Regions from separate parts of the Mus musculus genome. Here region 2 is linked to region 1. Evidence: chromatin loops called from intact Hi-C (ENCODE). Cell type or tissue: left cerebral cortex. All regions are shown on one strand. Each heading gives the region's core, and the rest is flanking DNA. Links, peaks and the distances in the headings are about the cores only.

Region 1 (12,495 bases), core at 1,597-9,596:
TCTCTTCATATCAGGAAAAATAGAAATTACTTTGGTGCTAGCATTGATGCTAAGACCGAAAACCTTCACAGACACCCAAAGGAGTCATCCCAGAATTATATGCTAAATAGTCTTAACTGTGGCATTAAGCAAGTAGAAAAAGAAATTGTTAGCATTAGGAAATGACTGCTAAATGGTACTGATAGTGGCAGGCAGACATTACTTTAGATTGAGCCTTTATATTAGTCCCCAGCAGACCAGATCAAAGAAAATGGAATTCAAGAAATGTGCTTTTCTGGCGAAGACACAGATTGAAAGTTTAAAAATACAGAAATCAATTTATCCAGCAAATGGAACCCAAGGACAAATTAGAGTAACTATTCTGATATCTGCTAAAACAGACTTCAACCCAAAATCACTCAAAAGAGATAATTAGAACCATTATGTGTTGATAAAAGAAAAAATTCCTCAAAAATATATAATAACTGTAATATATATGCAGTAAGCTTGGAGTTTCTAATTTTATATAATGGACACTAATGGTCATAAGAGGTCAGATCGTTATAATAAATAGTAAGTGACCTCAATTCCATTATCATCCAAGCTGAAACATCAACAAAAAAACTTCAGAGTTAATCCATAGCCTAGATGAAATGCACTTAACAAATATCTACAAAATATCCCATGTAATAAATATGGAATGCATATTCTTTTTGCATCCCATAATTTTTTCTCTAAAATAGGTCACATTCTAGGTCACAAAGTAACTCTTAACAATATATCAAAGGATAAAAGTAATTTATTATATCTTATCAGATCACAATACAGTAAAAGTAAGAATCAATAGCCAGAGATACCATAGAAACTACAGTACTATTCTGATGCTGAACAATGATCTTTTGAATGGCCAATGAGTCATTAAAGAAATCAGGAATAATTTCTATCATCAAATGAAAGTAAAAGCACAACTTACCTGGACCTCTGGGGTGCAGCAGATAAAGATCCAAGAGAAATTCATAAATACAAATGTTTTCATTAAAAAATATATTCTAAAAGAGCTCAAATGAATAACCTAATGACGTACCCCAAGCTCTTAGAAAAGCAAGAACAACTCAAACCCTCAAGGAATAGATAACAAAGACTAATAAAGGTCAGGGCAGCAATAAGTGAAACAGAGACTCAATGTGTAACACAGAGACTCAATGAAGCAAAGACATGATAGCTATAGATATAGACTGGGTAGATATAGATATATACACATTACATACACACATACATACATACATACCTATATATACATACATATCAAGCTCTTAGGCAAACAAACCAGAGAACAGCCAAATTAGTAAAATTAGAGGTGAAAAGGGAAAAATTAACATCAAGATTAAAACATTTATAAATATAACAGTTTTCAACCATTCCTTCTGCCTATAGTAAATTATCTATATTCTCATTATCTAGTAAATACTAGGTGTCTTTGTTAGGGTTTCTATTGCTGCAGTGAAACACCATGACCAAAAAGTAAGTTAAGGAGGAAAGGGTTTATTGGGCTTGCACTTCCACAGTACTGTTCATCATTGACAAAAGTCAAGACAGGAATTCAAATCGAGCAGGTTGTTTCTAGAGGCAGGAGCTGACGCAGAGGCCATGGAGGAGAGCTGCTTACTAACTTGCTTTCCATGACTTTTTTATAGAACCCAGGAACACCAGCCTAGGGATGGCACCACCCACAATAGACTGGGCATTCTCAAATCAATCACTAATTAAGAAAATGCCTGACTGCTGGATCATATGCAATCATTTTCTCAATTAAAGTTCCCACCTTTCAGATAGTGCTAGTTTGTGTCAAGTTGACTTAAGACCAGCCAGCACAACAGGTATTCATTTAACCAACTGTTTTGTTTTCAATTATGAACACTGTGTGTGTGTGTGTGTGTGTGTGTGTGTGTGTGTGTGTGTGTGTGTGTACGCATGTGTGTAGTTCCTGTGGAGGCCATAAGAGTTCATCAGATGCCTCAGAGCTGGAGTTGCAGGTAATTGTAAAGCACCTAATATTTGTGCTGGGAACCAAACTTGAGTTCTATGTAAGAACAAAGTGTGTGTGTGTGTGTGTGTGTGTGTGTGTGTGTTCGTTCTTAACCTCTGAATCTTCTGTCAGTTCTATATTCCTTTTTGACTGAGGGTGTGTTTGTCTGTCTGTCTGTCTGTCTGTCTGTCTGTATTGTTTTGATATGTAAGCAATCCTAAAGTACAAATGAGTCTAACTTGCTAGAGAACTCTGGGCAAGAATACACACATGAGAAGAGAGTTCACAAATGACAGTAAAGGTTAGGACACAAACTGCCATCCCTCATCACGTAGGCAGTGTCAGAGCAGCTCAATGAGGATAGGCAGAGATGAAACAGAGGTGACAGAGGATGCCATTCCTTTGGCAGTATTAAAACTAATAAAAGTTGTATAGTGTTGTAAGGCTTGTCCTTGTTGTTTTCTATAGAAATATATTTATGGTTCCTTCTCAACAAATATGTTCATCAGCCCCCAGAAATTCCAGTGTAGGGGGCTGGCGAGATAGATCAGTGGTTAAGAGCGCCAACTGCTCTTCCGAAGGTCCCGAGTTCAAATCCCAGCAACTACATGGTGGCTCACAACAATCTGTAACAAAATCTGATGTCCCCTCTGGAGTGTCTGAAGATAGCTACAGTATACTTACATATAATAAATAAATAAATAAATAAATCTTTTTTAAAAAAAAAAAAAAGGAAATTCCAGTGTAGAGAGCCCTCTCAGCATATCATAAATCTCAACTTGCCAGGACCAAGGGGCCGGAAAGAAAAAGGTCCTCTCAGAATACTAATGTGGACTATTTTAATCATTAAAGCACACACATACAGTAGTATATGTGTGGATGTTCTTAAGACAGATTTAAACACACACACACACACACACACACATCTTCTGGCTTTTGTTTTAGACTATGTGCTGTTCCTTTTCCTTTCTTTTTATTTTGGTTATTGCTTAACTTAAAAAAAAAAAAAGATTTGGGCTAGTGATGGCTCAGAGTTGAAACCACGTACCTCATGCAGAGGACCAGAATTTGGTTCCTGGCACCCACATGTGTTGTTAACAGCTGTCCAACACTCCCTTCTGGCTTCTCTGGGCACTGTACTCACACACACACAACCACACATATATACATAATATATAAAAAAAATTTTAAGTCTTATTTTTTCCACATCAGTTTTAATGGTTATAATGGCTTCCCACAGGAAATTGAGAAGAAAGCGCAAAGATCTTCCCTCTGCAATCCCTCACAGTCTCCCCAGAAGGGTAATTCTGACCCAGGGCGCTACATCAGTTACAACTGGCAATGATATATACATTACAGAGTCATTTCAGTGCCCTAGAAGTCCAGTTACACTACTTCCTATTGGTCAATCAGTTTTATCTTAACAAGAAGAAACTAGGTTTCTAGTCCTGAGGTCTGATGCTGTAAGTTCAACAGAAACCAAAGATTCATCACTGCATATACTAGGTATTCAGAGACCACTGGGATCACCCCTTCTCAGATCGGACACAAGTATTCTCAGGAATAAATTGCCTTTGATTCAAAGAACAAATGAGAGGATAGACTAAACCTGCCTGGAATGACACCCAGGTAATTCGATACGCACATGCTAAACAGTGCATGCACAACACAGGAATGCCAAAAACACATAGAGCCAAGGATCCACAGAGTGGCCCCAGAATAGCTATCACTCCATTGCCAAGGGCTCTGAAATAAGACTAAGAAAGGAACTTTCTTGCTTGAGGTCATCAAAACATTGTTAAAACGAGAACAAGCCTTCCCACAGTGTTCTTTGAAGACCACAGTGTACGCTTAGAAGTGGACGTTTCCTTGGCTGAAAGCCAGTCTCGTTCCTTTCCACTGATCAGATCTCTTGCTGAAGACTGTCTGAAGGGAAAGTGGCCTAGGCATCAGATGACCCAGGAAACTCATCCCTGGAGGTAAAATTGATACCAGTGACCCAACGTTCTGGAGGGCACAGTGAGGAAAGGAAGCACACCCACTTGCCTACCCAGACTCCTTCAGTGCCTGTCAACAGATGGTGAAGATATAGAGCTAAAGGGTAGCATGAAGGTGTGGCCTGTAGGTGTGATCTCAGGTGGACTGTAAGTGTGATCTCAGAGTGGACTGTAGGAGTGACCTCATATTGAGCTGATGGTGTGATCTCAGAGTGGCCTGATAGTGTAGACTCAGAGAGACCTGATAGTGAGACCTCAGAGTGGCCTAAACCATAATGCCTTTGATTGCTCCAGCAAATTCCCAAGTACCAAAAATCTCTGATTTTCCCATTTCAACTCTCTCTTCTTGTTAACTGGAGACAGAATCACCAATAATGTGTGTGGGTTGTTCTTTTTTTCATGCCTTTGTTTACATCTAATGGTGTAGCCTTGTGTTTCAAAAAATATTTTCTCCTTTCCATTACTTTGATGATAAAGATCATTATCACCCCTTCAAAACAAAAATTCTGTACCAAAGCTGGAATACTTCATGAGAGAGAAGGTGCTTCCGTGTTCTTGAGAGCGAACAGTGAAGAGCATGAGTCCCCATTTTCTGGTCTAAGCATGAGATGACAGAAAGTGGGGTCACTCAAACAACTCAGATTGCCCCCGCCCCCTCCCAGAACAATAACACTGGGAGCAGCTTCTGCAGCTCAGAGGAAGCAAGTGTCTCTAATTAGGGAGCAAGAGCAGCTGAGGTAACTATTCTGGCAGCTGAGAAATTGCCTGATTTCTGTTTGTGAAGGTTGCCACCTACTGAGGAGCCTGCAACACTGCACCCGGCCTGAAAGAAAGGGCAGAGGATAAGGAGAAGGCAGGGTGAGGACAATAATACACAGGGGCATGGTGGACGGTGCCCACATGGCACACAGCATAGAGTCATGGTTATGAGAGGGTTCGGGTGGGAAATTGCATGTGGGAGAGGTCTACCTGAGCCTACAGGGCTCCGTGAAGCTTCTCCAAAGGGCTGAGGAGAGAGTGTGAAGCAGAAGTCAGGGGACTCAAACACCGAAGGAAGGAAATAATGGCAGACCCCAGGTGGTGGCAGCACTGGCCATAGAAGACCATTTGCCCTAATAATTTGTATTAAATGATACTTGACCCGGAGGGCTTTTCGAGGATAAATTAGGACACCCCCTCCCCCCAAAAAAGTTGAAGACTCACCAAGGCCTGACAGAAGTGCCCGGCAATTAAGAATCAATGAGCAGGTAAAGATGCCCCTGGGGGAGGCACAGAGAGGTCTTTGTGCTCATAAACACTAGGGAACCTGGAATGTTAAACACACAGGGCTGTTCCTTCAAAGGAAGGGATATACACCCTGCTACCTGCCCAGAGATCTGGAAGCAGACGTAGTTAATAACACGGTGATCTTTGTGCTATATGAGTGAGCTGGGGACCACACCAGACACTCCCCAAAACTCCTATCGTGAGCTTATTTTTCTCAATCTACAGAACTCATCTCTACCGAATGTGTCACAGGTACTTTACAAAGGATTTCAACATAGTCACATCCGATCTTTATTTAGCTTACTTTGTTCTTCAAGGAGGTTTATGTGGGCTTCATTGTGCACATGTAACCAGGAAAGTTTCCACCAAATTGTGCACTGCTTTAATATGCCTAAACTACTCGAGGTCAGATTCCCACAGTTTGGACCAATACCAGCTATTTAGTCGTGCTGAACGAAATTGCATGCTGATCATTACTCTGCTGGATGTGGTGGTTGTAGAGAACACACACACACAATCCAATCAGAAATCTCTGGACAGAGCTGGCTACTGTGACTCACACCTGTGATCCCATGTGTTCAGGATGCTGAGGCAAGAGGATTGAAGTCAATTTCAAGGCCATACTGGACTGCATAGTAAATTCCACGTCAGCCATGAGTGAGAATCCAGTGGCTGTGGCTCCCTCAAGAGCCAGCCCTGTCCCCTAAGACACGAAAGGCAGCAACTGGCCCACAGAAGAATGTCCCCATGTTTCTAGACCATTCTCTTCTTTTAAACATCCCATGTTTCTGTTGCTAACATCAATGGATCGGAGGGGTGGGGAGAAATACTCCTGGGGCCAACAGAGCAGCAGAGAAAGCATGCAAGTGCTAACAAGGACTCCAAACTCCAGGAAGAGCGTGAGGCAAACAAGTTAATCTGGGTGAAAAGAGACAGGCAAGAGCTTTTTACTAAGGAAACCGGGTTTTGGCCAGTACAGTAGTTTATTCAGAAACCTCGGGCCTAGTTCCACTGTGAACAGCCATATTTGTTTGGGCAAGTCACTTCAATTCTTAGTCTCAAAGAGAAGGCCCTGAGCACAATGATAAGAAACAAATGCCCCTATGGTCGTTTCCCAGGGTTTGCCGACACCCATCTTTCAGTCTTGTGCAAGGGAGGGCCCAAGGAAGGGAGGTAAAAGGCAGACAACTAGAAGCTAACTACTGGAGCCTCCCTACGCTGTTCATATGGCTGGTGCTGAACTTTCAGATCCCAAATAGGTCATAGGTTCCACTGTGACACGGACACAAATAAAGACTGAAATGCTTTTAAAACTCTTGGCCAGCGTGCTGGAAGCAGAACCATTACTGTTAGTATTATTTGTGGAAGAAGAGACGCTCTAATGCAAACTGAATTAACAATTCTGCAGGATACATGGTAGTGCACCGGGAACTGTCACTGTTCACATGGGATTCTATAAAGAAGATCAGGGTCTTCTCATATATAATGAAAAAAACAGTCAAAGCACCAATATTTTGGGTTTTGTTTTGCTTCATTTTGTTTTTGTTTTTGTTTTTTGTTGGGGGGGGGGTTGGTTTGTTTGTTTTGCCATCTTGACACAAGCTGGAATTCTCTAGGAAGAGAAACCTCAATTGAAAAAATGGCTCCATCGGATTGCCTGTGGGCAAGTCTTTGGGACATTTTCTTGATTAATGATTGATATGGAGGGCCCAGCTCACTGTGCTCGGTGCCACCCTTAGGCAGCTGGTCCTGGACTATATGAGAAAGTAAAGGGTTGAAAAGCCATGGGGGACAAGCCAGGGGGCAGCACCTGCTTCAGTTCCTGCCTCCAGGTTCCTGCTCTGAGTTCCCACCCGGACTTCCCTTCAAGAGGGATTACAAGCTGTAAATTGCAAAACAACAACAAAAACCTGTGGCATCTTAGCACTGCAATAATAACAAGCCAGGACAGCTACAGTTTGTAGCTGATGGTGGCTGTTCTGCCTGGAAGGGGCCAGAGAAGTATTAGTCTATCGACCCCTCTTTAAAACTCAGGAAACAAACATCAAAATGTTAACACTTACCAGAGATGGATTGTACCCGAGGGCTAGAAGCTCTTGGTCTCAGTTTCCTTTCTCAAATCCCAATGAAAAGCTGCCCAGAGTAGGCAGTCTTTTTCCTGCATGCTTTTGTTAAGGATTCACAAGTCGTTGACTGAGTTTCTGTTGATTCAGCTTGTTTGCATAATTAGGCAGCACAGGTGGGCTCCTGCCTCGGTTTTCCAAACAAGTGTAAACGAATTGCCTACCTCAGATGAGTCCTGGAACAGGAGAGCCTTCAGCTCAGCACAGAAGGACTTGTAAACATGAGGGGAGGAGTCCCACGTCCAAAGAAGAGATCCGAAGAAAAGAAAACGTATTAAAGAAATGGAGAAATGAATAAAACTGAGTTGGTTTGCTGTTTGTCTTATATTGTGTATGGTTGTCAAATTTTCTTTGGTTTATGAGTTTAATATAAATATGGAGAGAAGCTTTCTTCATGGGAGTAAACAGTGCTCTCGTGAGAGAACAAAAGCATGAAATCTCCTGGTTGGAAGGTTACTTGCTTCCACCAGCCCTCAGGAATGTGTCTTTCTCCTCAGCATGTATGGCTCCTCTGAAAAGAACCATTGCCTCATGGAAGGAGGAAGGACTCCAGACAAGAAACGGGCTCGGGAGGGCAGGAGCCTGGTTACCGGGGAGAGGAGACTGTCCACTGGAGCTCTGGGAATGTGCCTGTCAGGCTGACGGGCTTTTGATGCAGCCACCCTTGAGCCACCCGGGCTCCTATGAGGTAACCCTAGTTCAGCACAGACTGGGACCCTTTCTTTGACCTGTCATTAGAGCCCTACAGTGTCTGTTGATGTCTCTTGGGAAAAGTCACAAAACAGTCAGGTGGCTTAATATATTACAGTTTAGATATTTTTACGTTTTAATTGCACTGCCCCAAAACATTGAATATACGAAAACATGGTTCCCAGGAAATTAACTTAAGGCAAATTTAGTTTTCAGAAAAACAAACAAACAAGCAAAAACACAAGGATCTGAAGCTAAGTTGTCAATGGTTTGAAAATGTCTCTCATCCCGTTCCCAAGTAGCAGGACAGAGTTGTGCAGACAGAGTTCCAGCTTCTTGCTCTGGCTCAGCAATGGTAATTCATGGTTACCTGAATGAGCAGTGCTTTTCAATGCCAGTTTTGGGGGAAATGCAGAAACTCACTAGGACTCCCAAGGAGGTAGCTTTCTTTTCCTATTTTGACATTGGGTTCTCAAAACACAATCATCAAATCTGACGTCTCAGGCCAAGTTAAAGTTTTGGGAATAGGCAGGGCAAAGTTTGAGATATCCAACACAGCTCCCAATTTCTTGCCCTATTAGGGAATATTTAACAAAGAAACTTCAGTAAATACCTCCCATCTATTCCTGGAGTGACAAGGCTTGTATGGCCTTCCCCTGAGAGCCACACACTGTAAATCCATGGGTTTCAGGTCTATTCAACAGGATCAGTTGCACAGAGCAGGCACATCTTGTTACATTCAAAACACAGAATAATTAACCAATGTCTCACCACTGAAACCACCTGTGTGCTTGCCAAGGCGTCTGTCATTAACATGTGTGTGTGGAGATTTTACCACATACCTTTCCTTCTAAGGAACACCAACCAAAAGAAGAGAGAGGAGAGAGAGAGAGAGAGAGAGAGAGAGAGAGAGAGAGAGAGAGAGAGAGAGAGAGAGAAGAGAGAGAGAAGAGAGACAGAGCATGGAGAGAGAACATGGTAGGCTTTTTCTTTGCTTTTCTTCCCAGTCAATAAGAAGCAAAAGAAGAGTATGTTGCTTTCCTTGTGTTAAAACATAAAGAAAGGCCCGGAAAGAATAGTATAACCGAGCTGCAGCCATAGCTTGATAGAGAGCCCTGGGTTCAACCCTGGCACAGAGGGGGAAATCCTGGCAACAGAATGCACAGCATTAGTGAAGTGAATGAGGGCACCCCAGGGACCCTGGAGCATCTGAATGGGCAGTAGAAAGGAGGAACTGAGAGTCAGATTAACAGTTTAGGGGTCTCTGCAAACCTTCTCCCCCAAGAAAATAACCATAGCTGGCAAAAAAATAGATTTTTAACTTAATGTTTAGCAAACATCTAAGTGCATACAACAAATGGAGAAATATCTAGTCAAGAAAATCTACTAAGTCTCCACAGGAGTACAAGCTGGTGACGTTGAGCATCTACTCAGAACTGGGAGGCTGGTGAAGATGAGAACACAGGGCCACACCCTTTTTCAGCTCTCAGTCTGGGGCTATAGGATTCCAAGGAGGACCAGACCACCTGCATTTTATTCCCAGTTTGGGGTACACAACCTCTGTCCCAGGTAAGAACATCTGGAAGACCTAGGGCCATGCTCCCCCGCCCTCATCTCATGTGGCAGAAGCTGCACTGAAGACACAGCAGGATAAGGGCAGGGGGTACCGAAGCACCTTTGTCTCAGCTTACTTAGGGCAGGGAGGCCTTATGAGTTGCTTTATACCACGGTGACTAAAATCCCTCCCAGAAGCATATTAAAGAAGGCTCGGTTATTCAAGTGTTTGGCTTCAAGGAATAGAGGTCACAAGGATCAGGAAAGCAATGGCCACTGAGAGAATTGTGTTCACGGTGAAGGGCTCATGGTGAATCAAGAGGCAGAAAGTAAGATCTAAAGTGAGATTGGGCTACGACACTCAAAGGCCTACTTCTAGTGGCTTACATCTAACCTCTACGGTTAGGTTCAATATCTCCAAGCTTCCAGAGCCTCCCCAAAGCTGAGAGCTAAGTACTTAAGTACTTAGAGCCTGTGAGGAACACTTCACACTGAAACCATGATAGAAGCCATGCAGGAGAGGCAGGCTAAGAAGAACATAGGCTGCTCTCCTAGTCAGTCCCCTGTTCTAGCAAAGCTGTGGGGAGCTGTGTTGGACATCTCAAACTTTGTCCTGCGTGTTCCCAAAAGTCCAACTTAGCCTGAGCCCTCGGATTTGATGGTTTGTTTTTGAGAATCCAATGTCAAAATAAGAAAAAAAAAAAAAAAAAAAAAAGCTACCTCCTTGGGAGTCTTGGTGCGTTTCAACACTTTCCTAAACTGACATTGAAAACCACTGCTCATTCAGGTAATCACGAATTTCCTTTGCTGAGCAGGAGCAAAAAGCTGGAACTCTGTCTGCATACTGTGGGCCCGGCTACTTGAGACATGATGGCGAAGCAACATGGGGGGGGTTGATGGTGGGGGGCATGTCCCTCCCTCAAGCTCTGACTCAGAATCAATAGGATGGATGGTGCTTTTCTCCAAAGAGGTGAGATAAGACATGAGAACAGAGCTTTAGAGTCTTTCTTCAAAGGCTGATTGTATTTGGTATGGACTATGGGGATGTTCAAGCCTAAGGGCACTGTTGAACACAGCAGAGACTTTATCAATAAGCAATTCTTAGAGCAATAAACTAAGCCAGACACCTGTGAGTAGATGTTTAATCGAAAGAACAGGGGGAGGTGACTAACAGCAGATGTGTTGACAGCAGCTATTAGAAAAGTGATGGCTGGAAATCTTTAGTTTGACAGCAACATAAAATAGAATCTTTACAAAAACAAACAAACAAACATGGGAATAAAACTAGAGTTCATCGAAGAGAAATTGACCACCGGAGGTGGCTCTCTACTCTTAATGACAGGCAATAATAACTAAGCCACACTTAAGACAGAGAGCCTCAGGAAATCAGCACTACATTCTTATAACAGACATTTTTAAGGAGAAAATTTAAATAGAATTATTTATTCTAGCTAGACCGTATAAGAGACACATAATCCAGGTATTTTATTTACAAGCTATTAGCCTAGATTGGGCAGGTTTGGAGCTATTCTACCTTCCATCCCAGCCATATGTCCCCTGGTACTTGCTGTTTGATTCTTACCCAGGTGAGCCTCAGGGTTCCTTTTTCCTGGCCATATGCTCCTAATCCATCCAGCCTCGTGGTGACCTTCTCTTCTCCCTAACTTCTTGTCCCTTTTCTTCTTCCTCTGGTCTCTTCTTGTGACAGGATTTTCCCTGTCCAACTACATTAAATATTAGTGCAGCAGAAGGCCTGTGATTAGACAGGGAAAAGGAAGGCAGAGCTAAGAGTTGCAGAGACAGAGAGCGTCTCAGGAGGAGAGAGGAAGCCAAGATGGAGGCAGATGGACAGGAAGAAGAACCTGAAGCAGCGTGGCCTTAAATAGCCACAGGTAGTCATGATATCATAAAGGATAGAATAATTGAAATAATTTGTCTAATCTAGGTGGGCAGCTTTTATCATTATCAATTGGTTCTGATATTATTTCTTTGGCATATTGAGAATTTATTGATACATAAATCTGATTGGTTAATTACTAGCTTCAAGAGTTTTGATTTACTTGGTGGCTTAGTCAGGGTTTCTATTCCTGCACAAACATCATGGCCAAGAAGCAAGTTGGGGAGGAAAGGATTTATTCGGCTTACACTTCCACACTGCTGTTCATCACCAAGGAAGTCAGGACTGCAACAGAGCAGGAGCTGATACAGTGGCCATGGAGTGATGTTCTTACTGGCTTGCTTCCCCTGGCTTGCTCAGCCTGCTCTCTTATAGAACCCAAGACCACCAGCCCAGAGATGGTCGGACCCACAAGGGGCCTTCCCCCTTGATCACTAATTGAGAAAATGCCCCATAGCTGGATCTCACAGAGGCATTTCCCCAACTGAAGCTCCTTTCTCTGTGATAACTCCAGCTTCTGTCAAGTTGACACAAAACTAGCCAGTACACTTGGTTACTGGAATGTGGAACTGCCAATTACAGGGGTTTATGGCTGAGAAGGAACTAGCGTAGCCAGAGAAAAGCAAACCAGAGCTGGGAACACAGTGATCAGTCACTGCTGGGGGGCTAGCTAGAAACAGAGCTGGTGGGACCGCACCAGGTCAGAGAGTTGTGGTGGCTGATGGCAGGGTGGATGGTCATTGCTTGGGGCTGGCATAGCAGCAAAGGGAATGCAGGAGAGTTGGCAGGCAGAGAGTAGCTGGGCGGGACCATGCTGGGACAGAGAATGGCCAGAAGCCCACTGGTCCTTTTTAATATTTCCTGCAACATCTTCTGGGACTCCACACTCAATCCTCAAGCCCCATCTTTCTCTCCCTACTATGCAATCACAGGCTCTCGCCTTGTATTAGTCAATTAACATTA
Region 2 (12,495 bases), core at 2,987-10,986, 380 kb before region 1:
GGGTAAGACCTTCTATGCCCTCCTCCTCCACGCACATCTCTCTCCAGCAGCCTACATAGCACCTGGCACTATGAAAACTAGCCAGCAGTAAGGAAGCTTCCGGTTTGGTTCCAGCTTGGTTCCAGCTGGCTTTCTCTGCTTCCTTTAACTGAGGTGCACGATGCCTTCAACACTAGGATCTTAGCCTCTGGTTCTAGTGGGCAATCAAGAGGACTGACAAGAGCGTCATTGTTTTGGGAGCCTCTGGGGCCTCTCTGACCGACCAACTTCTATGGAGGTGTCTGGTTATCTGTTTAGTAACCCACTGCTTCTCCAAGCAGTTTTATCTAGTCATGTGAGGCAACTAGATTTGACTTGAGTTCTAAAACATTAGGTTTCCACATGGCTTTTCTATACACTGTTTGTTCTGGTTAGCCTTCCTCACTGCCTCATCTCTCTAACCCTCCCACCTCCTTGCTTAAACCATTCTACCCTCCCTGCTCCAATTCACTTTACTGAGTTTCAACACTCCCCCTTGTATTCAGACCCCCACCCACCATGTTCCATTTCCTAGTTTCTTGGCTTCTACATATACTTGAGTTAGAATTAATTCACATGAGAATTTCTGTTTGTCCTTCTCGGACGCAACCACAACCAGTGTGTTTTCCCTAGTTTCATTCATCTATCTACAAATTTCCTTTTTCGTATGTACATTTTCATTAGTCATAAGTTGGTAGGCAAGTAGGCTGTTTGCTTTGCCTATGTATGTGGAGTAAGTAGCATCAGTGGATATGAAGGAACAGTAAGTATCAACGGGATGGAGGCAACTCTGGAGTGTGGTAGTTCTTCGGGTACATACATGTTATATCTGGGTCACATGGCAGCCAGCTTTCTTTCATTTTTTCCCCTTCCCTCCCTCCCTCCCTCCCTCTCTCTTTTTCTTTCTTCCTTTCTTCCCCCACCCCCTCAACTTTCAGACTGATTTCCAAAGTGGCTACACTAAGCTTACCTTCCCACTGACAGTATTCTTTCCCCTCAGATTCATGTCAACATTAGTTGTCATCTGTATTCTTGATGACAGCCACAACTGGAACACACTTGTGGTTTTGTGTCATATAAAAGAATATTCAGTTACTTGAAGAAGCTAATAAAATATACCTTCCTTTTCCAACTATACTCTCTCCATAAGGTTAAATTTCTTCAGAGACTTCAATAAAATCCCAATGTATCTGATTAAATCATAAAACAATGTAAAACCAATGTTCGTCTCTGGAGGCAGCCATTTCATGAAATAATTTAAATTGTTAATACAAAGTGAGTTTATGTTTAATATATATACATCTAATTTCCCTCTTACACTTTTATTTGCTTTTTAAAAGATTTCATTGTCTGTATGCCTATCTGTCTTGTGTATGTGTTTGTATACCCGTGTGCAGGTACCTGCAGAGGGCAGAAGATGGTCTCAGATCCTCAGGAGATGGAGTTACCTGTGTGGACCTGACATGTATGCTCAGCTCATTCTCTCTAACATACTGTGTTCACAGCAAGCAGCTCCTGGAGGCTTGGAATCTTATCCCCAGATGGCCCTAAAGTCTGTATAAGGGAATGCCCTAAGAGTGAAGGCTTCCAGTAATTCCAAACTCAAGATTTAAAGCAGTGCCTAGACTGACTCCTCTTCACACTTCACTATGTGGGAGCTATTCCTCACGAAAAATATTTCCACAAAACAGCATCAAGCATAATACAAATGCATTAGACAGCTGAATGCAGCAATCAGATGATCTCTAAAATAATATGCTTACCTAGGAATGCTGTCAATTTTAAGTCCAATATTTATACCTTGTTTTCTGTGATTGCGGTAGAAGAGCCCAAGGCCACTAATTTTTAAATATTTATTCAAAGGGCACAAAGTTTGGGATGGGGGGAGTCTTAAAACATGGTAGTTCTAAAACTTAGAATATTAGTCGATTTTAATAATTAAGGAGGTAAGAGGATAAAAACATTCCTATGTTTTTCAAAAATATTTATTTAAAAATAAGATTTCTAAAAATACAGTACATAGTACATTTCAAGAGAAGTAAAAATTCCACAGTTTAAATTAAAAGCAATTTGCAAAGAAAATTGAATATTACATGAATAAAACAAAAATCACTAAAATAAATTAAAAGCAATGTTGTTCTTAAGGTAGATACATAGTCCATTTTCATTAGAAGAACCAGTGTAGACGTTGTCTCATCTAAACAATTAAGTATACCTCACAGTTCCCACCCGCCTGTATGTCCCTCCCTCTCCTCAAAGGACTCACAGTTCTCTGACCTACTCTCTTCCTTATTACCACTAGCACTGGAAATGTTAGTGAAGGGTTTCCTAGGGTAAGAGACAAAACACAACAGCAGACGATGCAGGCCAAGGCCCTCAGACTTACACACAGTCCAGCTGAATGAAAGCACACCCAGCAAGTTTTAAGACAGGGTCTTCCTAGGCACCCACAGTACACACCATTATTGAAACTCAAGCAGTGCTTTTCAATTAGGGATATGGGAGAATTGGAGCAGACAGCAAATACTTGGAGCATCAGAATGGCACAGGTGTGTGTCAAGTGATTAAACTTGCCAGGCTAACTCCATGCTCCCTCTGTTTTCCTGTCTGTCCTTGGGCTTACAACCCATTCATCCTATACCTCTGACTGGGATGAATTTCTTCCTTCTGTGTCATTAGTTGCTTTTATTCTATGTTGATTTTTTTCTTTGCTTTTTAATAATCACACCAGGAGACAGCAAGCAGTGGCAAACTCTCTCCTATTCTCTCCTCTCTTTTCCTACTTGAGAAAAATGACTCACTTTGCCTTTTAAGACTTGGACAAGCAGTGGAATTATTAAGAAACAATCCCGTGGCAACACAGGTACAAGAGCCGGGGCAGCCCTCCCTCTGCTTTCTATCATATTTGCTCATCTATGCACACGAGCGTGTCACCTTTCAAGAATCGATTCTTTTTTCCATTCAGAATTCACTGCAAAACCATATATTGCATCAACCCTCAAGGAGACACGGACTGAAGCGAATGGAAAGGACACAAGCATTTTCAGTGTGACTGTCTACCTTCCTAGCCCCCCGCACGGTTCCGTGAGTGGCTGAGTGATCAGCCGGGCAGCGTCTGTTTTAAGGAAACCCTGATGGTGTTTGCAGAGCTTCAAAGGAAGAACAGAGAAGCCAATCGTAAGCAGCAGCAGACACCTGGACAAGTCCATCCAGAGGACTGCAGTCTGCCAGTTACATAATCTGACTAATTTTCACGGATGCTGAGCAGCAGCACCCAAACTGCTTCTGATGTGAAGTTCAACTGCCAGGGTGTTTGCTCAAGTCAACGTACCTTTGGACTTCCTACTGGGAAAGTGTGTGCGTGTGCGTGTGCGTGTGCGTGTGTGTGTGTGTGTGTGTGCATGTGTTTGTGACTTTTATGTTTTTAAAAGTGTCCTTTAATTTCATTCTCATTAGGTAAATACCTGTATCATTATTTAAAGCCATTAAGGTTTATACCCTGCCCCCACACAGAGGTACTAAATTCTTGACTTGTAATGTAAAATGGACCTATTATTTGCCCTTTATTTTAGCATTTGGTTGAGCAGTCATTAAAAGTATCCAATAGAATACTTTGCTTATAGAGATAATTTTTCTTCACTGCTGAAGTAAGACCAAGGGGGGTTGGTGAGACTTTTGAAAAGTGATTCAATAATCTTTAGTAGCTTCAGCCTATTAAAATACCTTATATAGTAGCCATGTTACATTAAAGTACAAAATTAAAGCCCACACTAATATGCATAACAGAAAAAAATAAGTCTAACTAAGATTCATTCACAATTGACTCTGCTGAAATTAAGCTGTCAATAGACTGTTCACTTCTTCAGACACAGATGTGAGAAGCTCTCAGTCAACCAAAAAGAAAACTAATTCTTTGGTTCAAGAATTAAAAATGTAACTCAATGATAAAGTGAATAGCACCAGGATGTTTTAATTGTTCAGGTTGTAAAACACTAATTTCAGGCACGAGTAGGTTAAAATATCACCCATCCACACTGGTGTGGACACAGAGCTATCAGTATGCAGATGCATCTTCCCTCTAACCGACAGCCTACAAACAACCAGACCCTGTGCTGAGTGAAACAGGCAAGCAAAGCCCAGAGGAGGCATGCCTGTGGCCCCGGAAGCTCGGGCTACATCTTTCCCTATAAAGCTAGTGAGATGAAAACTAGGTTTTATACGTGCAATTAGTTAATTACACAGTTGAGCAACTATGGGAAACACTACTTTTACACATGAGGAAATGAAGGGCTTCAGAAATGAAGACCTCTAGGGTCTCACGAAGCCCAACAGATCCCTTCCTTCATAACTGAGTCGTTGATTTTCTCTGGTGACTCAGTATTTCTTTGCCAAAAGACTCCTCAGACAGGTTCCAGATCTTTTCAAACTTTGGGCAAGCAATCACTTCTCCTTTGTATTACAGCTACACTTCTATGTTATTTTTAACATGTGCATGCTAAAAATGCTTGAATTTAACTTATCCTACACAATTATCTGAAATCAAAAATAATCTCTCAAGAGCATCTGGCCAGCTAAGGAGAAAGAACATTAAGTGGAGATCAAACAGCTCAAACCAAATGCTTCCCACAATGGCTGTGCAGGTACCTCTACAGTGACGTGGCGTCAGCGACAGTGCTGGCTATCACAGCTGTCTCTAGTCAGCTCTTTTCAGATGCTGGCTATTTCTGTCCACTTAGCCTTCACTCCATCTTACTAACGTCCCCAATGTTCTTAATCTAGTTTTTAGATACTCATTACTCATTGGTACCTGAACTCTAGGGTAGATACAGGGGAAAGCTGTAATATAGTAAAAGATATGATAATGAAAAATCAGTATTACCAATGACTTAAGAGTTTTAAGCACTGAGCCAGGCACAGCAGCATATGCCTATAACCCCAGAATGTGGGAGGCAAACGTAGGAGGACTCTGAGTGCAAAGCCAGTAAAACCCTGTCTCCAAATAATAATAATAATGATAACTTGCTACAAATTATCACTAGCAGATAATATTGCCACATCTAAAGAACTCACAAAATATTGTTGGTTTTAACAAAATGGCTTTTAAAAATAAATTTTGTTTAAAAAATGCATAAAGATAATGGAAGAAGTGAGAAAAGCCACTTCTTGAAGTTAAGTCATCACCATCAGAAAGGTAGCAGAAATGCTAACTATTGGTTCATTTAGTCGGTGACAATACTGGTATAAAGGACTTCATGTAAACAGCTTCTAATACTTTCCCATGTTCTACTGTAAAATATTGTAGACTCTAAGAACAGCTAAATATAAATTATACTAAAATTTTTATTTGTAAGCAAGCTCCGAGCATGGTACCTACAACAGAAGACAGTAGCAATGTGAGTACTGAATCGTATTCTCACTCATTAATTACATGGTCGATAATGCTAACAATAGAACACACTAAGTTTACAGGACTTACTAACTACATTTGCCAATATTTGTGATTTTCAAAGCACTAGTAGAGGTGGATGAAAGTCTAATGTTTTAACTATTACTAAATGATATAATGTTTGTAATAAATTCCCAATATATGTATGTATAGTAGAGGTTATGTCAAAAATGTACATAATGAAGTACTATAGTTTAGTGAACTGTAGCTAGGCTATCTACTTACTGATACAAGTCATACAATAGAACTACCCAGAGAACAGACAGTCTAGACAGAAATTAGTATAGAGCTAATGAATATTAGTGCCATATTAAGCCACTGCAAGACAAATTGTGATTTTTTTTTCTTTTTTAGCAATACATGTAAGAACATTCAAACTACACATGAACTAACACAAAAACTATGTGGCTTTCATCTAAATTCATTTGTATCTCCCGTTAGGAAGTGTGTTCTTAATTTTAGTCTTTGTGATTACTGTTTAGAACTAATACATCTCTCGAGCAAAACAGTTGCTTGTAGGAAAATAACCCAAAGTCTCATTAAGAATAGCTGGAATGAGCCACCGTCCTTCATGGAACCACTTCTGCACATTAATGAAACGTTCTGAGATGTTCAACTCAGCTCTTCTGCATCTAGTGTGTAGCTACTGTCTACATCCTCTTCTTGTCTTTTCCTGGTTCTTGGCATTAAATCCTGGGCATCTTGTGCACTATAATTTTTGAGGTACACATCAGCCCCTACTTTATTACTATTAAAAGTAAATTGTCTTCTGAAAAACAGGATCTTATGTTAGCTACAAATTTAAATGGCTTTTATGTTAACTAAAACATTTTAAATATAAATTATAAAACAAAATAGGTTTTTATTTTCATGTAACATCAGCTAGCTTAGTAATCTGAAATGGAAGCCTGGTAACAAAGACTCCTTAGTAGACTGTTTAATGCTTAGGAGATTCTGAACCCAGCCCTTTGTTACCTACATCAAGCTTATCCAATTGGATATCAGAAACGTTTGTGTGTGCTGTGTGTGAGGCGATGAATGAACAATGATGATGGGGAGGGGCGTGACTGACAAGGCATGTTTGTGGAGGTCAGCGGACAACTCTATGAAGCCAGGAGCTTTTTTCCCCTTCTTCACCTAAGTGGGTCCGTGTACAGCAAATGCCTTTCTGTATGGAGCCACCTTGCGTGCCCAATTCTAATTGTTTACCAAGTATCTGCAGCCTCGTCTTAACACTTTAACTGCAGGATCCCATGAGGTGACTTTGCTAATGTAAAAATGTCACTTAACACACATTTTGCTAAAATTAAACAGGAAGCTTATAAATACTTCAATGCACTGTAGATATGAAGGGGTTGCCCTTGCTCCATCGCTTCCTGAGACCCCACATGGGTAGTTATTCCCATGGTTACTGAGAGGGACAAATAAAGAGGCTATTGAATAATCTACAGGGTTAACTCTCATTGACAAGCGTTTTAAAAAGCAAAGAAAAATAATATTATTAACCAATTACTAATTATTTTAAGGTAATTGAACCTTTGTGTGTGTGTGGAAGGGGACAATCCCAAAATTGAATTGAAAAAATTAAATGTACTTTTTAAAATAGTAAAACATACCGAATAACAGTTACCACAGCAACTGTAATAAATGTTTTGTTTTGTAGTAAAATAGTATTTTAAGTAAGTTTTTATAATGCTAACAAGATAAGTTGCCAAAATAAGGTTTAAAGTAAAATACATGAAACAGCTTAAACTAATCGAAATTTGTGACTGACAGTAAAAAGTGTACAAGAATATACATACATGAAGCCAGGCAGTTTACCAAGAAGGAACATCACCAACAATAACACATTCATTTTCAATTTTTATAAAACTTTACACTTTTATACATATGTTCCTATAAGTATACACTGGCATGTATACCTCTGGCATGTTCACAGATTGGCTATACAACCCACTAACAGGATAGTAAAAACCTCAAGAGCCAGGATAATTACATCAATTAGCCAAAAGAGGGCGCAGAAAGAACATAGGAGCTTAATCCCTAGGAAATGGCCAACAGGTTTTTCTCTAGGAATCTTTAGAGTGATTACAAACCCCTCCGGGGGTTAGACATATACATTTAACAATACTATGTAAGTATATATAGATATACTGCAATATAGATTCTTATGTAAATACATCAATAACAGCATTTCTGTAGATCAAACTAGTGCATCAAGTACAATGACTAGTTAGGAAACTGCAGAGAGGGGTCAGGACCAGGGAGAGTAAAGAGAAAGGGTAGATAATGTGCCCAGAAGTGGTACATGTAAGCAGACCAAACCCACGAACTCCAGCATGGGGAAGGGATCACGCCCGTTACCTTGTGTCAGAGCTACTACTGCTCCAGAAGTATAAAGCAGTTTACAAAGCTCCACGCTGGGCTTTCGTTTGGCTCTGCTTTGGATGCTCCAGGTCTTGAGTGAACTGAATATATACAGCTGAAGGCATTCAACTTCTACCTCCCAACAGTCTATGTACACCACTTCCTTCAGTAACTGTCATTGGCCAAGTTAGTCAATCAGCTTACACAAAACCCAACCCCTTCGCCCTTACTAAAACATACTAATTTTATGTTTCCTAACCTTTATAAATGTTTCTTATATTAAACTTACTATATGTCTTAGCACCAATAAATATTTTCATCTGCCACTTCTAAGTTTTTAAATAAACATAATTAGAACATGAAAATATGGTATTAATATTTCTGCAAAGAGATTATTCTATTCAGAATATTTTATAAGACATTTACAGTATCTGAAAGAACTAGCCACAGTATTTCCCAGCTATGATTCCTTACTTTACAACTACTTATAAGAAAAGTATGTAGATGGTTCACAAATGGTAGATTTGTTCAATACTCTTTTCAGGGAAAAGATTACTAAGCACACAAACATATGGAATTGCAGTATTCTAAATGAAAAAAATTAAATCATACAAAATGTCTTTGTATACAAAAGGCTCATGTTTGTTAAGAGACCATCACTACCATAGATCATTCTATTTTACAGTAATTTCCTGACATTAATAAAAGGTCTCTAGAGTGATGCGAATTACAAGTGGAAATTCAATTTCAACTTGGGTGATTACTGGTATATAAATTTAGTGACCCACTTTTACACTTTGATATGAGTTGACCAGTATCGATTCTATAATATATAAATCTTCAATGTGTACAGTGAGATCTAATGGCAGATAAATAAAAGTATCCATACTTTAAAAGCACAGTTCTCCTCCTTACACTGTTACACACCATTCAGCTTAGCACTTTAAAACATCTGCTTTCTAATATAACTGCACTTGAAGAAGTAACTGGAATTATTGCAAACTTCCTACCCTCTTCAGTCATTAGAATCTTAGGGTAAAACAGGAATATAAACCTGACTGGTCACACATTTCTCCTGGGAGCAAATATTCTAAAAGCAATCAGTGATTGCAGCAGAAGGGAAACATAGTTTTTCCCTCACAGTAAGGTAGTAGTTGGTGCACTACACTCGGGGAGTCGTCTGTGGTTTTGAGAAGGAGAAAGAAGGGCATCAGAGAGCTGCTCCTAGCCAGGCACTGCCCCTTGTTGCTCACTGCACTGTAAAAGCCTACAGCACATATAAAAGCAAGTAGTAACATTTTAACTTATACATAACAAAGTGTATCCAGTTTTGTAAACTTGAAGAATTAAATTCAGATTTGGTTAGGACTGCTTAAAGGTAAACATAAAACATGTCAAATTTCCTATAAATTAAAATTTAAAAAACTTTGAGTACTGAAGAAAATGTATGTACAATTGTTTCATCCCAATCACTGCCTTCTGAGTTTAGTAACAAACGCATTTAAAGAAACCCTGGTGGAAGGCTAATTTAAAAGTAAACATGCTTTTAAAACTTAAATATAGATCTTGTATTAGTCCCACAACAGGATCAAGATCACTATTAAAATGAAGCCTGGGGCACATTATGATGCCTAAGATTGGTAGGTGGATTTTAATTGACTTGAAGACTGTCATAGTTCTATTCTCATAAAACCTGTAACGCATTTCCAGCATGGAGGACCCATCTGTGCCCACCATCCATCTGTTTAGACGTGATTGGCAAAGTGGTAGGGAACTCGCAGTGGTTGCCGCTGCCTGAAAGGAATGAACCACAGGATCTTCCAACGAGTGCCAAAAACTTCTGAGAAGGTCTGCTGCCATGGCTTTCGGGGCCGCGATCTACAGAAGACAGCATTATTAGTGAAAGACAGCACTCCCATGGTGCCCTTCAGTCAGCTAAAACAATACAGGTTGGCTGGGGATCCATTACTGGACTCTGATGCACTGTGTCTCAGCATCACAAATGCAGCTTTCCTTTCAATGTGGCATGCAGCTGAGCGTCAGCTCTGGAGAGCAGATATTGTATCTGCATCGTCAATCAACCTAGGGTAACTCTGGAAGCAGAGGAGAAGCTCAGCATAACAGAATGTGTGTCAACAACACAGTAGCAAATCTCTTTTGATGTACTTTCAGGACAAATAATTTAGCTTACTTCTGTGAGACAGGGAACAAGAGTGATCGGTACTTATTTTGTTTAAAAGCTCCCATGGCTGAAAGACCCCTACAGTAAGACTGGGATACGCCTGTCTAGCTTGGGCCTCAGACAGGACACCAAGAAAAAAAAATCAACATATTAGTTTCCTACTATTAACATAGGCACATGATTCTCAAAGGTAGTCAAACAGTATGGTTTCTATTTTTAAATAAGATCACTATAACTTAATACTTACATTTCTTCACAACAATTTGACATTTTTTCAATAGATGTTGTATCCTATTAAAAACAAAAAATTATATTCAGATGTAACAAATTTATAAATACTTTTAACAAGTTTATATATCAATACACATTCTGAAATCCTCTTAGAAAAATAAAATTAACATTCTATCATATAAAAAAATCAGTGAACTACTAAAATATCAAACATCTCTCCAAGAACTATTTCATTTGATTACAACCTTTGAGGATACCCGATTCCTTGGTAATTATTTTAAAAGCCTAGTTATTTCTGTTTAACTCAACTTTCTGCAAATATACATTAAAAATAAATATCAAAATAATGCATAAAAGCCATCAATGACTACAGAACTACCAAGAGACAAAGAATACTACTGGTTCTGGGTTTTATAGACTTCTATAAAAAACAAAGTCAATAAGGCAAATCTATAAACTGATAATGTTACAATATATTTAAATAAGAAAATTAAAGTTAGATAATTAATATTCCTTAACACAAAGAAAACAAAATATTTCTTAATTCCCCCAATGAACAAACCAAACCTTTACAAAACTACAGTTTCTTCTGTGTGCTTTTACCAGGCTGAAATGCAGGCAGGGAAGCAAAGCTCTCAGCAGAAGACAGTTTCTGAAAGTCCTGACACAAACTCTAGTAACAAAGAATCTCTCCATCATAGTGACAAACTGTTACGATATCTAAATACCCAATGTATACATTGTTCAACCTATATATAGGTGAAACTTTAAAGTGTAAGCACGTTTTAAAGCAATACAAAGGAAACATTTTTGAAATATGCAAAAACATTAGCTAATCTTCACCATCTCCTGTGATTTGATCTTACTAACTTGTTCACTTATGACAGACATGGCGTAAAGCAATAGCAATCAGAACTATTCATGGAAATCCTTGTCTCTGCAAACATTACTTGGCTCCAGAACGTTCCTTTGTGGCGCCAAGCTTTTACATTTAGTGACGCTAGGTGAGCACTCGCGATGACAAACTGTCAGGCGCGCTGAGGCAGCAGCAGCGTCTAGAAGGGAGAAGTCAGCTGTTTGTAGGAGACTGGGAGCAAACAACAGCTTCACTCACAGCGCTTCCTCAAGATTTGCAAAAAGATGGCAGCTTTACTAAGTATTCCACATACATTACTTTTTTGTATTATGCTTTGAAATTTGACAATATGTTGAAAATAAGATTATTTTTGTGTGTTGTATAACTTCCTCTCAAACAGTATTTTATTCATTCTAAATGAAAGCACAGTCTATAAATACACGAGAAAATATCTTAGGCATTTAGTGAGGTGGTTCTCAACCTGTGGGGTCTCCCAAGACCAACAGAAGACACACATATTAACACTACAATTGAAACAGTAGAAAGTAAGTTATGAAGTAGCAATGAAAATAATTTTCTGGCTGGGAGTCACCACAACAAGAGGAACTGTATTAAAGGGCCCAGCGTCAGGGAGGCTGAGGGTCAGTAATTTAGAGGAAAGCTGGCTTCGGGTTAACATCTATAAAGGAAGTGGAAAAGGCCATTTGGACAGTATCTTAGGGTGCTCGAGAGATGGCAAAGACCACTGCAAAGGACCCAACACCAAAGTGCAGGGGGAGAGAGCAGGCAAAGTCACCACAGAGCAGAGATTCTCAGTCTTCCTAATGCTGCAGCCCTTTAATACAGTTCCTCATGGTGTGGTGATTTTCAACCACAGAATCACTTTTATTACAACTTCATAACTATAATTTTGCTACTGTTATGAACCATAATGTAAATATCTGATAAGCAGAATATCTGATATGTGACTCCAGTGAAAGAGTCTTTCAACTCCAAAGGAGTTTCAACCGGAAACAGCATTGACAACATCTTTGCACGTAAAAGCTATGCGAGGACTGGCAAGACAGGGTAGGAGGGTTGGTCTACTGTCACCTTTATCCTGGGACAGGTTTACTACACAGAATCTACACTGTAGAATTTAGTTGTGGTTCTGAAAAAGAATCAACTTTCTTTAAAACCTCTCCAGGTTTAGCTTTCATATATAGAAACCCTTTGAAGTTTTTGGACATCAAAATCAAACACATTTAAATCCTCATGAGTAGATAGCTACTCTTTCAAAGGATGAGAGGATGAGATTTTTTTTTTTTTTTTTTTTTTTTTTTGGTTTTTGTTTTTGTTTTTGTTTTTCGAGACAGGGTTTCTCTGTGTAGCCCTGGCCCTCCTGGAACTCACTCT

Evidence for each region. Hi-C counts contacts between places; a loop is a spot of excess contacts. Peaks named below come from ENCODE experiments on the same cell type or tissue, not always from the same donor. Only the 100,000 strongest peaks of a DNase experiment are listed, where the experiment ranks them.
Region 2: it touches region 1 in a loop (8-fold over the local background); 10 of 42 quality-filtered maps call a loop at or near these places.

What each region holds. Positions count from the first base shown.
Region 1 is chr4:83,178,702-83,191,196 of GRCm38, forward strand. Gm46887 (a long non-coding RNA gene) reads right to left here and starts at 7,844. Exons shown (of 3, transcript XR_001784537.1): 1 at 7,332-7,844; 2 at 953-960. In left cerebral cortex, for the core only: a CTCF peak has its summit at 4,802; a DNase peak (open chromatin) is centred at 4,765.
Region 2 is chr4:82,796,753-82,809,247 of GRCm38, forward strand. Zdhhc21 (zinc finger, DHHC domain containing 21) reads right to left here. Exons shown (of 9, transcript NM_026647.4): 8 at 10,261-10,304; 9 at 1,986-9,709. The coding sequence ends at 9,577. Among named protein-coding and RNA genes, the nearest start is that of Zdhhc21, 57 kb to the right of the region's middle. In left cerebral cortex, for the core only: a CTCF peak has its summit at 7,474 (motif pointing right); DNase peaks (open chromatin) are centred at 7,463 and 9,574.